Regions from separate parts of the Homo sapiens genome. Here region 1 is linked to region 2. Evidence: chromatin loops called from intact Hi-C (ENCODE). Cell type or tissue: heart right ventricle. All regions are shown on one strand. Links, peaks and the distances in the headings refer to the core of each region. The heading gives the core; the rest is flanking DNA.

What was found. Peaks named below come from ENCODE experiments on the same cell type or tissue, not always from the same donor. Only the 100,000 strongest peaks of a DNase experiment are listed, where the experiment ranks them.
Region 1: it touches region 2 in a loop (2.4-fold over the local background); 3 of 110 quality-filtered maps call a loop at or near these places.

The regions. Positions count from the first base shown.
Region 1 is chr15:81,963,296-81,966,215 of GRCh38, reverse strand. The region is part of intron 1 of LINC01418 (long intergenic non-protein coding RNA 1418); the gene reads left to right. Among named protein-coding and RNA genes, the nearest start is that of LINC01418, 2.4 kb to the left of the region's middle. In heart right ventricle, for the core only: no CTCF peak of the experiment used is centred there; no DNase peak of the experiment used is centred there.
Region 2 is chr15:82,013,612-82,016,531 of GRCh38, reverse strand. It overlaps LOC105370922 (a long non-coding RNA gene), which reads left to right and starts at 2,799. Exons shown (of 4, transcript XR_932529.2): 1 at 2,799-2,920. In heart right ventricle, for the core only: no CTCF peak of the experiment used is centred there; no DNase peak of the experiment used is centred there; H3K27me3 peaks cover 748 bases.

The sequences.
Region 1 (2,920 bases), core at 157-2,656, 50 kb after region 2:
TTTAGTACAGATGGGGCTTCACTGTGTTAGCCAGGGTGGTCTTGATCTCCTGACCTCATGATCCACCTGCCTCGGCCTCCCAAAGTGCTGGGATTACAGGTGTGAGCCACCGCAATATAACCCTTTTTAATAATGATTTATCCGTTTTACTTCTTTCCTGAGTTCTACCAGTTAATATATCATTTCCTTATAATGTCATAGCTTTTCTAGCTCTTTGTTTTTGCCTTGTGCTCTTGTTTGTTAGTTGTAATTGTTTCCAGTTTTAAAAATTCATGGCAGTATGTTGATTATAATTTTCATCTGCTTTCATGTTTTCTAATGAGAGTTCTTTGTCATTTATTCTTCCAGATTCTTTACCCATTTTTTTTTCTTATGACACTTTTGTGTAATCTTTTCTTACAAAAAATTCCTACTCAGTTTCAAATATGAAAAGTTTCTCCTGGACTAGCTGTTTTTAGGAAGTTTCAGTGGGGGATATTAGGACTGTGTGTGTGTGTTTTTTTTTTTTTTTTGAGACAGAGTGTTGCTCTGTCGCCCAGGCTGGAGTGCAGTGGCACAATCTTGGCTCACTGCAAGCTCTTCCTCCTGGGTTCACACCATTCTCCCGCCTCAGACTCCCGAGTAGCTGGGACTATAGGCGTTTGCCACCACGCCCACCTAATTTTTTGTGTTTTTAGTAGTCACAGGGTTTCACCATGTTAGCCAGTATGGTCTCGATCTCCTGAACTCGTGATCTGCCCACCTCAGCCTCCCAAAGTGCTGGGATTACAGGCGTGACCCACCGCCCCCAGTCCAGGACTGTCTTTCAGGCCAGCAGGAATTGTCCCTGGTTTCTCATTACTCAGGGTTTTGTACACGTGGGTGAATTGTTTTAGGATTCAAACTACTACCTATTCAACATGTGTCCAGAGTTGGTTCCTTCTGGTGGGTTCATGGTCTCACTGACTTCAAGAATGAAGCCGCGGACCTTCGCAGTGAGTGTTACAGCTCTTAAAGGTGGCACACACCAAAAGAGTGAGCAGCAACAAGATTTATTGTGAAGAGCAAAAGAACAAAGCTTCCGTAGCATGGAAAGGGACCCCAGCAGGTTGCCCTGCCGGCTGGGTTGGCCAGCTTTTATTCTCTTATTAGTCCCCGCCCATGTCCTGTTGATTGGTCCATTTTACAGAGTGCTGATTGGTCCATTTTACAGAGTGCTGATTGGTCCATTTTACAAACCTCTAGCTAGCCACAGAGCGCTGATTGGTGCATTTTTACAGAGCACTGATTGGTGCATTTTACAATCCTCTTGTAAGACAGAAAAGTTCTCCAAGTCCCTACCCGACCCAGAAGTCCAGCTGGCTTCACCTCTCAAACAAAGCTTGGCAGAAATAAGGCTGCTTGTAATGGAGGTTGTTATTCCTCAACAATGAATTGTTTCCTGCAAATGTAATGTATGTGTGTGTGTGTTTGTGTGTGTCCAAATTCTGGATTGCACATTTATATTTACTCTTTCTTTGTTGTTTTTGGGTGATTTCAAAGACATCAAAGGAGCAGGACTATCATTACTCTGCCATTAAAAATTGGATATCTAGAATAGTTATTTACGTCACTATCTTTTCTCTCTAACTTACAGGCTAGAGGGTTGAGATCATATTTAATGCACGCTAATCTTCTGCTTTCCACATAGTACCCTTACTAATAAATGTTTGTTTTATATTTACTTAAATACAGATTACTTATGGAGGTAAATAAGTAACTTTTGTAGATGACTCCTTCAGTGTTACTTGGGAGAATTGTTTTTTTTTTTGTTTTTGTTTTTTTGTTTAGACAGAATCTCACTCTGTCGTCCAGGCTGGACTGCGGTAGTGCAACCTTGGCTCACTGCAGCCTCCACCTCCTGGGTTCAAGTGATTCTCTTGCCTCAGCCTCCCTAGTAGCTGGGACTACAGGTGTGTGCCACCATGCCCAGCTAATTTTTGTATTTTTAGTAGAGACAGGGTTTCACCATATTGGTCAGGCTGGTCTTGAACTCCTGACCTTGTGATCTGCCCACCTCGGCCTCCCAAAGTGCTGGGATTACAGGCCTGAGCCGCTGCGCCCGGCCACTTGGGAGAACTGTTAATCATCTTTAAATAAGTAAACTTTTGCTGTCACTTCACTTCATCATGCTACATAGAGCTGTTCGCCAAGAAACAGCTTGACTGTAAATCAGTTCTTGGAATTTGGGACTAATACTTGAAATGAGTATTTGTTTTCTATCTCACAGTATCCTAATGTATCTATTTCTTAATTGGCAGGTGTCGGGACATCGTGTTGAACCTTAGTTTTAGCTGCCTCTGAGGAGGGCCACCTATCTCTCAGTATACTCTTAGGGCACTCAAAGTAAATTCCAGGTTCTTCATGTACTATCATACAGTTGGCTGTCATACAGTTGGCTCTTCCAAATATTCTCCTTAAATTTGTTAAAAGTCTGTCCAGTTTGGTGCTGTAACAAAGATTTAGACATAAGTAAATTTTATTTTGGTTATATAGATCAATACTGGGAATACCAATATAGTTAGAAAACACTGAAATAAAGATGATTGTGGGGATCATCTGCTGAACGGAGAGGGCCTCCCTAGTGACCACATTCAAATGAAAGCATTCATTTCTAAGCTTGGTTTTCAGTCGAGGAGCTCTTGACACTTGTTGGAGACGTGGTTCCTAGCACTCAATAAGTGTTTGTTGAATTAATGATTGAATGGTGCCGTACAGTAGATCAAGTTGTCTGGAAGGACTTTCACCCACCAAACTTACAAGATACTCATGTGCAAATCAGAAGGCAAATCTTTATTAATGAAAACTCAGAGGCAGAAATAATTCAACTCATGCTTCCATGAAATCATTAAAATAATCTTATAGCATCCTACAATATTACAGCTGAAAGGACTTTGGAAGA
Region 2 (2,920 bases), core at 120-2,619:
AATGTGCTCAGAGAGACGAAGTTTTATTTTTCATGAATCAATAGTGTGATGTTCAGGTGATCAAGGAGGAGAAAGAGTTTTTTAAATGATGAATTCTTATAAGAGCCTTCACACAAATATTATTCCTAGTGCTTAAATAAAAACACTGCTATATAAAGCTATCCCTTGAAAAGCGGTACATGGGCTGGGCATGGTGGCTCATGCCTGTAATCCCAGCACTTTGGGAGGCCAAGGCGGGTGGATCACAAGGTCAGGAATTTGAGGCCAGCCTGGCCGATATGGTGAAACCCCGTCTCTACTAAAAACACAAAAATTATCCGGGCATGGTGTCACACGCCTGTAGTCCCAGCTGCTGGGGAAGCTGAGGCAGGAGAATCACTTGAACCTGGGAGGCGGAGGTTGCAGTGAGCTGAGATCGCACCACTGCATTCCAGCCTGGGCAACAGAGTGAGATTCCATCTCAAAACAAAACAAAACAAAACAAAAAAACAAAGAAAAGCGGTACATGTTCTTTTTATTCAGCCACGATTTAGCATAGAAAAATCTAATATTTATCAATGAAAGTAAAATCCTTTTCTGTGCATCCTCTGAGGCACTGATTTCTATATTCTGTTACACATAATAATTAGATAACAACATCAACAGCAGTGACAATAGCTAGCATTTACTTGAAGACAAAGGTGAATAAGACAGAGTCCTTGTCCTCAACAGCTCACAGTCTGTTTTATAAATCTGGTTCCAATTAAATTTAATTACCAGAGCCTCTTAATGTCACCCTTTATTCTGCATAGAGAAAACACTAAGTTTTATCCTGTTTATTTTGTAATTCAGGGAGGACTGATAATAAGTAAAGCAAGCCATTCTCAGTTCCTTATTCTGCTATTAAGTAGCAGTTAACTTCCAATTTTCTTTCTTGCTCTCCTTAATCTCTCAGCTCATCCTGATTCCGGGTAAAATGGCAGCTTTATCATATGCATCGAATTACTTTCTCCATTTCACTTTGCTTTCATTGCATTTTGATTGAAAATCAAAAAGAACATAAAATCGGGGAGCATCTGCCTCAGGGAAGAGGTCATCCACGGGCCATACTTTGGAGGAATTTCTGCCAAGTTGAGTACAGTGGGACCAGCCTGAAGGAGGGCACTGATCACCAACTGGTGGCTTTCCTTCTAAGAAGCAGTGGGCTGGTGAAGGATGAGAGGAAACACTATCCTGGCTTGGAAGGCAGAAGGATGGGCCATAGGTCAGAAGGGGAATGCCATCCCTGGAATCCTTATTCCCACTGAACGGCCAGCAGCTAAGAGCAGCTGAGTCACATATGGCTTCACCAAGATGCCAAGGAACTGCAGTCCTGGGACGGAGCCAGAGAACAGCCAGACTGTGTATCTGGAAGGTCATAGCTGGGACCGACCACAGAGAGTGTCCTCTGGGCTAGACTGTAAGCTTCATGAGAGCAGGGACAGTCTGTCTCTCTCATCACCATATCCTCTGTGCCTTGCTGGCTGGATAATAGGTGTGTAATAGATATTTGTGGACATAAGGTGAGATCATTGAATTTATAATGTAAATTTACTTCAATCAGTCTGTTGCAATTTGCAGTGTTTTTTTCTCCAGGCCTGTTGCATTAGTGTCATAATGGGACATCCCTTTATGGCTGGGCTGGGTTGGAGCTATTGTTTCCTGGATCTCATTTCTTCTGACTAATCAGTTATCTAAACTTTTAAAGAAACTGTTCCATCAGGGGAGCGGAGTGTTCTATTGTCAACAAGTATCACTGATGGGAATCTTATATTTAATTCTTCTTTCTTTCTTTTTTTTTTTTTTTTTGGAGGCGGAGTCCCCTCTACCTCCTGGGGGCCAGGTGCGGTGGCTCATGCCTGTAATCCCAGCACTTTGGGAGGCCGAGGTGGTCAGATCACGAGGTCAAGAGATCGAGACCATCCTGGTCAACATGGTGAAATCCCGTCTCTACTAAAAATACAAAAATTAGCTGGCCATGGTGGCACGTGCCTGTAGTCCCAGCTGCTAGGGAGGCTGAGGCAGGACATTCACTTGAACCCGGGAGGCAGAGGTTGCAGTGAGCCGAGGTCGTGCCATTGCACTCCAGCCTGGGTGACAGAGCGAGACTCCGTCTCAAAAACAAAAACAAAAACAAACAAACAAAAAAATCCTCTACCTCCTGGGTTCCAGCGATTCTCATGCCTCAGTCTCCTGATTAGCTGGAACTACAGGCGCCTGCCACCATGCCCGGCTAAGTTTTGTATTTTTCATAGAGACAGGGTTTTGCCATCTTGGCCAGGCTGGTCTTGAACTCCTGACCTCAGGTGATCTACCCATCTCAGCCTCCCAAAGTGCTGAGATTACGGAAGTGAGCCACTGCGCCCGACCTCTTCTTTCTTTTTAAGTAACCTATTTTTCTTTCTCTAGAGTCTAGAAGTTTTAGACTTGTTTGCTTCATTTTTGGTGTTCTGAAATGTTGCAATGATGCGTCTGAGTGGGGTCATTTCTCAGTCATCCTGCCCCAGCACTTTATGGGGCCTTTTAATTTGAAAATCAGTGTTTCCCTGTAGCTGGGGGAAATTTCCTTTCATTTTTGACTAGGTTTCTCCCTGTTCTAAAAGATCTTTCTGGAATTTATATTTGAATTGTTTGATCTTCTGAGCTTGAGGCATACGCGTACAAGAGTCTCTCACTTTTATCTTGCCACCCTTCAATTGAAAATGTAAAATAAACTCTGGCGAGCGTATTTTTAAGATGCTAAAGCTTGCTCTTGTTTATCGGTTGTTGCTTTTTGTCAGTCCCATCAGGTCTTTGGTGGAGGAGGTAATGGCTGAAAAACGTGAGCTTGTTCTTAACCAGGGAAAAGAGAAGAGACCCTGAAGAAGCTAGTCGGCACAGAGTGTGGCTTCTGCTGCATGTC